Linked DNA regions of Homo sapiens: region 1 is linked to region 2. Evidence: chromatin loops called from intact Hi-C (ENCODE). Cell type or tissue: IMR-90. All regions are shown on one strand. Links, peaks and the distances in the headings refer to the core of each region. The heading gives the core; the rest is flanking DNA. Region 1 overlaps LINC01600 (long intergenic non-protein coding RNA 1600). Region 2 has its middle 170 kb from the start of LINC02521.

What was found. Hi-C counts contacts between places; a loop is a spot of excess contacts. Peaks named below come from ENCODE experiments on the same cell type or tissue, not always from the same donor. Only the 100,000 strongest peaks of a DNase experiment are listed, where the experiment ranks them.
Region 1: it touches region 2 in a loop (2.8-fold over the local background); 23 of 110 quality-filtered maps call a loop at or near these places.

The regions. Positions count from the first base shown.
Region 1 is chr6:2,623,847-2,628,237 of GRCh38, reverse strand. LINC01600 (long intergenic non-protein coding RNA 1600) reads left to right here. Exons shown (of 3, transcript NR_131168.1): 3 at 4,119-4,391. Among named protein-coding and RNA genes, the nearest start is that of LINC02521, 8.5 kb to the left of the region's middle. In IMR-90, for the core only: no CTCF peak of the experiment used is centred there; a DNase peak (open chromatin) is centred at 2,477; H3K27ac peaks cover 359 bases.
Region 2 is chr6:2,465,159-2,469,549 of GRCh38, reverse strand. No RefSeq gene overlaps it. Among named protein-coding and RNA genes, the nearest start is that of LINC02521, 170 kb to the left of the region's middle. In IMR-90, for the core only: no CTCF peak of the experiment used is centred there; no DNase peak of the experiment used is centred there; H3K27me3 peaks cover 1,596 bases.

The DNA.
Region 1 (4,391 bases), core at 256-4,255, 160 kb before region 2:
TTGAGAACCACTGACTTAATTAAAGACCAAAATTAAGTGCTGGTGGCAGATACTCAGAGAAAATACTTGTCCGTCCAGCAAATACTGAAACCGAAAAGAGAGAAGATATTTGAACGCGTCGCTGACCCACCTGATTCAGTCCCTTCTAGTGTTGCCTGCTTTCTGGTTGCTCTAAATGTTTAGGCTTTGGCCAGGGTTTATTTCTCTACCTGGGTACATATGTAGTAGTAGTTTCAGGAGAAAAATATTATGTTCATGACAAATCGAGAGCAAATATAGAAAGGATCTGTCTTTTATTTCTACGGCAGGAAATGATAGCTACCTAAAGGGGAGGTTTGCTTTAATTTTCTGTCTTTTAAATTGAATTTTCTCTTGCTTTCACAGTTGGGACTAGGCTGCCAGATGTTATTAGTGTATTTTGCCTTTTGATGTTAAGGGAAGCTTAAGGCAACCAAGATAACACAAGAATAAGTCCTCCTTCATCCACAGGTCAGATATATGTCAATCATTACACTCTGAGACCAAGTTGAGATCCTGAAAGAAGCAAAAATATTTTACAAAGTGCCCAGATGCACATCATGGGGTGCATTGCCAGGGTATTTTTGACCTTTACTCACAGGGAGTCTTTCTCCACACTGGGACTCCTGGTTGAGTATAATTCTAACCAGTTTGATTATTGGCTTCCCCTGCAGTCATTAGGAAAGGGTAGATGCCTCAGGCGAGTGCATTGAAAGTAGATAAAAATGACTGCCTACAACCTGATGGAGGAAGACAAAGAACAACAACAAATCTAAGGGGAATACAAAAACATCTCCAGACCTCAGAAAGCTTAGCATCCTGAGGTTACCCCATATTTTGGATAAGGTGTCATAAACACTTCATTCATCCCTGTGAGTGCTATAATGACCCAGCACAGGACTGGATATTTGTAATCATGGCACAAAACTCATCAGACAAGGTTAATTTATGTTTAAAATAATCAGTTCTTATGGATGGTGGTGATGGTAGTACAAGACGAATATACTTCATGACTCTGAACTCTAAACTTCAAAATGGTGAGAATAGTAAATTTTATGTTTTGTGTATTTTACCACAATAAAGAAATCAGTTCATAAGAGAGTTAGGAACTTCGTAATATATTTCAGGAAAAAAAATGTAACCAAAATTTCTAAGATTAAAAATAAAAATGTGCTCCTTCAAGAGTTTGCAAAAGTTATCTTAATGATTCACTCATAAATAGTCTCTCCTCCATCAAAGATGCTTGATAAATGTCACTGGAATTCATTCATTCAAAAAAAAACCAAACAATCATATTTTGATAGAAGGAATTGGATGTCATGATTTTTGGGGATTGGGTCTTATTTTTAACTCTGACAATGAAATATGGCTGCAAATCTTGTGGTCTGATAGTGTGATTTAAAAAAAAAAAAAAATCCCACATTGTAAGGCTGGGCTCACTCTGTGGCCCAGGCCCAGCCTGACTCCTCTGATGAGTGTTGGCTTAGGGTTTCCACATGAATAGCCAGGGTTGATGGATGAATACATTTACTGTCTGGACTGATAACAACGAACAGATTCCTGGTGGCAAGCACTGGACACAACCCTCACAGGCCTCTAGAGTAACCGCGTTGATTCAGCAACATGGCCATTTGAGTTAATTTTATCAGAATGGCAGTGGCTTTGAGAACTTACTCACACAAACCCACAGTTTGTCATGTTCCCAAGACCACAGCAGGTATGGTCTAAGACCGTCTGTCGAATGAGAAAATTCGTCATTGTCTGTTTCCTGCTCCCTAGTCGTTAGCAATATGCTTTCCTGGACATTTTTGCTTTTCCACATTGGAATGGGAAAAAAATCTGTTAGGAGAGGCACTGAGTATTCACCAAGAGATGGTACTGTGTTTGGAAAATTAGTTGGTTTGTACAGATCACCTGCTTTCTGGTAACTGCTTTTTAAGATAGATAGCTTTGACTATTTTGGTGGGGAAGTTTGCGCTGAAATTCTTACCTTTTTTGTTTGTTTTGCGTAGTGAGAACGCTAATATTCTGTAAATGAGTCTAAGCTACATTTTACTTGATGCGGGCAAGTATTATAGATTCCTTTAAGAGCCTTCATTTTTATCACATGCAAATCACGCAACCCATTTTTCAGTTAGGGTAAAGGAAGCTCTAAGAATAGGCCGAGATCTTCCACTCAACGGGTAAATAGAATTTGGACAAGAGTTTGAAAATATCAGCCATCAGTTTGCTGGGAAGTTTTGGGCAGCCAACTTGGATGGAATTCTCTGAGAAAAGAAAGGATTTTTTTCTGAATCATTTCCTTAGGAGGGAACTAACCACACCAATTTTAGTCTCAAACTTTCTAAGTTATTTCTCAAAGTCTTTGGAGGCTATTCAAACCAGTTCCAAAAGTTTTTATAAAGTCGAAATGGCTCTGAAATCTCCTGTCCAAGTACTGAGACATATGCTAAATGGATAGGGTGTGAGGCAGTTTTCTGAGAGTTTGTTTGGATTTCAGGAAGTGGACAAGATAAGCTGAATGGCCTTTTCCTGCTCTGACTCTTAAAAAAAAAGAAAAAAGAAAAAAAATCTCACCCAAAGATGCTTGAAAGAAACCATGGACATTTCCTAACTTCAAAAGAGTAGAAAATCTGCTAGGAAGAAAAGAAAAATCACTATCATAGGCCCAGGATGTTGCAAAGACGAATCAAAACAGGAATGCAAATCGGGACAGAGCTGGAACAAACATACAAGTCTTGAGGTTGTATTTTTATGTGCTGTTTGTTTTTGTACGAACTTCCCTGTGAAAGAGGACGAAACAGAAACACACCTGTGTGGTCTGAAGGGTTTCCCTTTTCCTTCTGGCCTTGGCTTCTTTTCTTTGCCATTCATGTTCAGGAATAGAGATAATCTCGGCGGTGAGGGATGTGCCATTTTGAAGATTGTCTCAGCGCAGTTTCTTGTTGGGAACATAGATGATTGAGAGCCCGGTGCATTTTTGCTATTTTTAATTAAATGAATGGCAGCATGCTGCTATACTCATTGTATGGCAAACTTCAACATGGGTCGATTTTCCAGGGGGAAAAAGCCACTGCATTTGCTTCCTGGGCAGCTCCAAGGGTGAGTTTTCACTTCTGCAGAAACATGAATGCATCGTGTTCACCTTGTTGGAGGTATTCAATGTCACAGGGCTCTTTGGATCTCCCAGCCCTATGTCTAGGCCCATCTGGCAGGCTTGGGGAGCTGCACTGGGCTCTTCTCTCAGGAACAGGAAAGAAAATTTGGATCCTTCAGTCCTGGGACAGAGACTCAGAGGATCCCAGATTCCCCATTCAACAACAAGCCCTCTCTCAGGCCCTCAAGATGAACACGTGGCCCGTTCTCAGTGCACCATGCTAGAGTAGAAACCTGTGGTCAGGAAACTTGGGATGAAATCCCGCTACTGGGGGAAATCTGCTAACCCCTCTGAACCTCATTTTTCACTTGCATCAAAGGGGATAAAGTGTCCTGCTTCTTGCCTCCGGACTGTGGGCATTGGTGGGATTGGATTGGGTCATGGGGAGCCGTGGGGTGGCACTGGGGAGCTGCATCAGCCACCAGCATCTCTGAGGCCTTTGCTTTCTCTGAGGGAAGGCCCAGTTTGATTTAGGTCCTGAGAATCCCAGAATGGCCATTTCTGGAAAAATAACCAAAAGCCCAGATTTCCCTTTTAATTTTATCGCACACAGGCCAGCACTACGCATAACAAAATATTCCATTTCTCAAAAGGAAGTCTTAGAATATTGGACGAATGCACTGTGTGACTTGACTTCATTCACAAAGCACCCATGTCCCTTGGATCCCTTCCGCTCTCCCTCCCGCCCCCACGCTGCCCTTGTTCTGGGAAATTCAACTCTCCAGGAGTAGCCAGCACAGAGGCCTGAGCCCTCCTAAGGCTGGGCTCCCAGCAACGCTAGTCGTTCACTGTCTGACTTTAAATTCTCTGAGCACTCGTCTGCTCGTCAGTAAAATCCAGAGACGAATCTGCTGTCTAGGGCAGACATGAAATCAATGTAAAGCGCCCGAGCACGGGCGTGTGGCTCTGACCCACGCTCTGCCTCTGTCTCCCTTTTCTGCAGGGAAGTTGCCTCTGAGGAACGGCCTACAGTGGCTTACAACTCCCGGGAGGGATGTGGAATCTATCCCCCCAACAGCCCATGAAGACTTATAAAAGCTGACAGATGCAAGGTTTTCAGCCATGCCTTTGATAAGATACTATAAAAGTAAAGTAGCTTCTGCCCTAAAAGCTGAGCGCTATTTCCAGAAAATCAACAATGGAAATGATAGGCATTTCTTTTGAAACTGGCACATTCATAATGGACATAGAAGAATCAACATAAGAAAGTAGCAGG
Region 2 (4,391 bases), core at 252-4,251:
TGGCTCTGTCCACATGGTCCCCACTGCTCCCACGTCCCACAGCATAAATGCACGCCCAGGTGTGTGGAGACTCCTGGTGCAGGGGAAGTGAAAACACATGCTCCTCACACATGAAGCACTAATTTCCAGCTGTGGGCAAAGGTGAGTACAGCAAGGCCACTGCCAGCCTCCCCGCAGCACCCACTGGGATCCCTCCATTCTGCTCTGGGACTTTGCTGGGATGCCCACCAGCTCTGCAGGGCAGGCTATGCATGCAAGGGCCGCGTAAACAGATGCCCACAAAAACTGGGTCCATCAAGACCACCAGTCTTGTTTTCCCTCTGAACCAGCCAGAAGTTTAAGTCAAGTCACCCTAGGGGAGCAAGTGCCCAACCGTCGCATCCACTGTGACAATAGTGCCACATCCGCTGCAGGCTGAGGTTCTGGGAACAGAAAAGAAAGCTTGGAGAAGAGAACCCCTTTGACATTCCCGAAATCCAAACCAGTGCAGTCCCAAACACCAGAGTGACTCCCTGGAGGGACACTTGTTTATCCGTTTGTTTGCATCTCTTGGTTTCCTACTTTTACCCCAAACCAGAAAAAGGGACAGGCGATACTAAAAGCAATGGTACATTTTTGTCATATTTCTCATCCATTCAGAACTAGAAAGCAGCAGAAATCTTGTGGGAAAGTCACTTCTCAGGAGATTTCTAACCCGATTTCTTAACTACAGTGGTCTGGATTTTTTGCCTAAATTTTAGATAAGGTCTTAATTCCTGGTTGCTTGGCTGCTCAAATTTCAAATTCTTCTCAGGTTCACATCAATCATTCCAAGAGACAAGCGAAACATTTCACATAACACAATGTGCTGGCTTTTAGCGTATCTTTGGTCTGAATGTGTAAGACTTCTGTGTCTTTGAGGAAAAGCATATCTCCCAAAAAAGGCCCCCCTGGCTCTCTCTCGCTCCCTCTCTCTCTCCCTCTCCCTCTCTCACTCCCTCTCTCTCACTCCCTCTCTCGCCCCCACCTTGCTCCCTCTCTCTCTCCCTCTCTCTCTCTCCCTTTCTCCCTCTCTCCCTCTCTCTGTCTCTGGCTCCCTCTCTCTCTCCCTCTCTCACTCCCTCTCTCTCTCTCCCTCTCTCTCCCTCTCTCCCTCTCTCCCTCTCTCGCTCCCTCTCTTTCTCCCTCCCTTTCTCTGTGTCTCACTGTCCTTATGTCTCTGTCTTCCCTTTCTCATTCCCTTCCTCTGTGTCTCTGTTTCTCTCTTATACTCTCCCTTCCCTCCCTCCCTTCCCTCTCTGTCTCCCATTCTCCTCTCTCTGTCTCTCTCTCTCCCCTTCCTCTCTCTGTCTACCCTCCCCTCTCCTCAACTCTGAAGCTGGATCTCACCACCCCTGCAGCCCAGACTCCGACTCTCTCTCTCTCCCCTTCCTCTCCCTGTCTACCCTCCCCTCTCCTCAACTCTGAAGCTCGATCTCACCACCCCTGCAGCCCAGACTCCCACACTCTCTCTCTCCCCTTTCTCTCTCTGTCTACCCTCCCCTCTTCTCAACTCTGAAGCTCGATCTCACCATCCCTGCAGCCCAGACTCCGACACTGAGCTGGGAAACCAAGTGTGCTGTAAACACAATGTATGAGGAAACCACAGAAATGAAGACAATTAGGGTAAATAAGATCCAGTGATCAAATATAGCTAATTTGTATCCATAATATTTGGGAGTTACACAGTCTGCTTCAATTTGAAAGATATCTTCCAGACCACACTGTTTTTTCTCCGTGGGGACTGCCTTTTGCTTTTAATTATTGAACCTGAAGAATTCTTGCCATAATTTGGGGTTAGCTTGTCATTCTTGAAGAAGAAAAAAAAATCTAGTCCACAAATCCTCCTGTATTCCAACAATTCCAATACTAGGCTTCTGTGGCCAAATTGACCATCAATTAGCTGTGTTTTTCAGAAGGAGTGGGTGAAGCAGGGAGAGGAATCGGAGAAACTCACAGCAAGCATGGCCTCAAATAGCAGTGGGGTGGATGCAAACTCCTTGGCAAACAGCCTTGGCTAAATAAAATGTATAAGAAAGATCTCGGAAATAGAATATGTTACAAAGAAAAAGTGAACTCTAAACAACAAGGCTTCACCTTCCTCCTTGAAGAGGTGTTGGGTGCTTTTAGGAATTTGCTAACACTGTCCACAATTTAGGAAGTGCATTCCGCGGCGCCGTCTTGTTAATACTAATTGTTCCTCGTGATAGAAGGTGGAGCATGCCCTTGGTCCCACCCAGGGGTGCTGGGATGCATGGAGGACCCTGACAACAAGTGAGCTTTCATTCTCCAAGCAGGGCTTGCAGCGACAAGGACAGCAGCCTGAGCCACCTCACTTGACACGAGATCGTTTTGCACACTCAGGCACACCATCCGTGAGCCAGCTGCATGCCGTATGAACCGTGCCTTTATTTTCTATACTTTGGTGCTTCCACATCCAGGGTCTAGGCTGACCCTGGAGAGACTGCTCCTCCCCACTCCTCCCCACCACACCGCCAGTTAGTTAATTCCTTGAGATGATAAACAACTCCCTGCAAGCTCACCTTTCATAGACACCCCGACCACCTCCCTCATGGGGCTCTCATGCTCTGGGCCACCATCCACCTTCCCTGATACACCCAGGTCCATGTACCAGACAACAAGGAACAGTCTTATGAGCCAGAGCCTGCTGAAATTATTCCACCTGGCCGATCCTCAGCCTGCTTATCCCTCCTTACCTGTTCCTTCCTGCTGAAACCCCAGAGAAGCCTCTGGCCACAGTTTCTCCCCTTCCTCTACCTCCCAACCAGCCTGGTGCTTTCATTGCCCCCATGACACGGCACGCCCCTCCTCTTTGGAACCGTGTGTAATAAGCTGCCTCTTCAGTGGTAGTCTTCTCCTGGTCTGTTGGCCTTACATACCCGAATAACAATAAAACTCACATTTTAAAACACAGGTATTTCCAGCCAGAGACATCAAAGACCAGGAATTCATTTCTTGGGGAAGATAGGCTTATTTTCTCGCAAACCAGCTGTGTTTTAAAAAGTAACAGGGAACAATAGGATTCCAAATTTTCAAAAATAAAATAGTTTATCAAGTTGGCAATTTTACGTACATACATACACGCCCACACATGGAGCTGCAAGAGCCTGTCGTCGGAACATAGACTCTCTCATCAATGTTGTGGGAATGTGAGTAAGAACAACTTTTCCGGAACTGTATTTGGTATGACTATTTGAAGCTTTAAAAATCTGCATCCCCTTTCACCTGGAAATTCTACTTTGAGGAATATATCCTAGGGGGGGAAACAAAAAGATGTAGTAAAATGGTTTTCCTGAAAGCATCGTTTGTAATTTAAAAGAGTGGGGAAAAGCATCAACCATAAATATCCAGGAACAGAGGACTTGGTGAGTAAGTGACCTCCTGCAGAACGGGAAGTTCCATCCTGCCGCTACAATGATAACTGGTGAATGTAGAAAGATGTTCACAACATAATTTTAACTTAAAAAAAAGATATTACAGGCCGGGCACGGTGGCTCTCGCCTGTAATCCTAGCACTTTGGGAGGCCAAGGTGGGCAGATCACCTGAGGTCAGGAGTTCGCAACCAGCCTGGCCAACATGGAGAAACCCCATCTCTACTAAAAATACAAAATTAGTGGGGCATGGTGGCACATGCCTGTAATCCCAGCTACTCGGGAGGCTGAGACAGGAGAATCGCTTGAACCCGGGAGGTGGAGGTTGCGGTGAGCTGAGATCATGCCATTGCACTCCAGCCTGGGCAACAAGAGCAAAACTCCGTCTCAAAAAAACCAGATATGATTATCACTCTATGTTCTGACAGGTAGTAAAACAGATATTTACCAATATCTGCTCTGAATATCTTAAAATCATAAATGTCCACCTCCAGCATCAGCGTGCATGGAGAGCAATGTCAGCACCCAGGGACCACTGAAACATTACGGGGCACTTGGGACAAATGTATAAAGGGGCTGGACAGGTACGTGCTGGGGTGTAAATAACAGTGAGTCTTGGATGATGAAATCATGAGTGTTATATAGTCATAACTGTGGTAAGTTTAAAAAAAGAAATCAGGACGGGCGCGGTGTAATCCCAGCACTTTGGGAGGGCGAGGCGGGCAGATCACTTGAGGTCAGGAGTTTGAGACCAGCCTGGCCAACACGGTGAAACATCATCTCTACTAAAAATACAAAAATTAGCCGGGTGTGGTGGCGGGTGCCTGTAATCCCAGCTACTCGGGAGGCTGGGGCATGAGAATAGCTTGAACCCAGGTTGCAGTGAGCTGAGATCACACCACTGTACTACAGCCTGGGTGACAGAGTGAGACTCCATCTCAAAACAACAACAACAAAAGAAATCATGAGTGTTTTAAAAT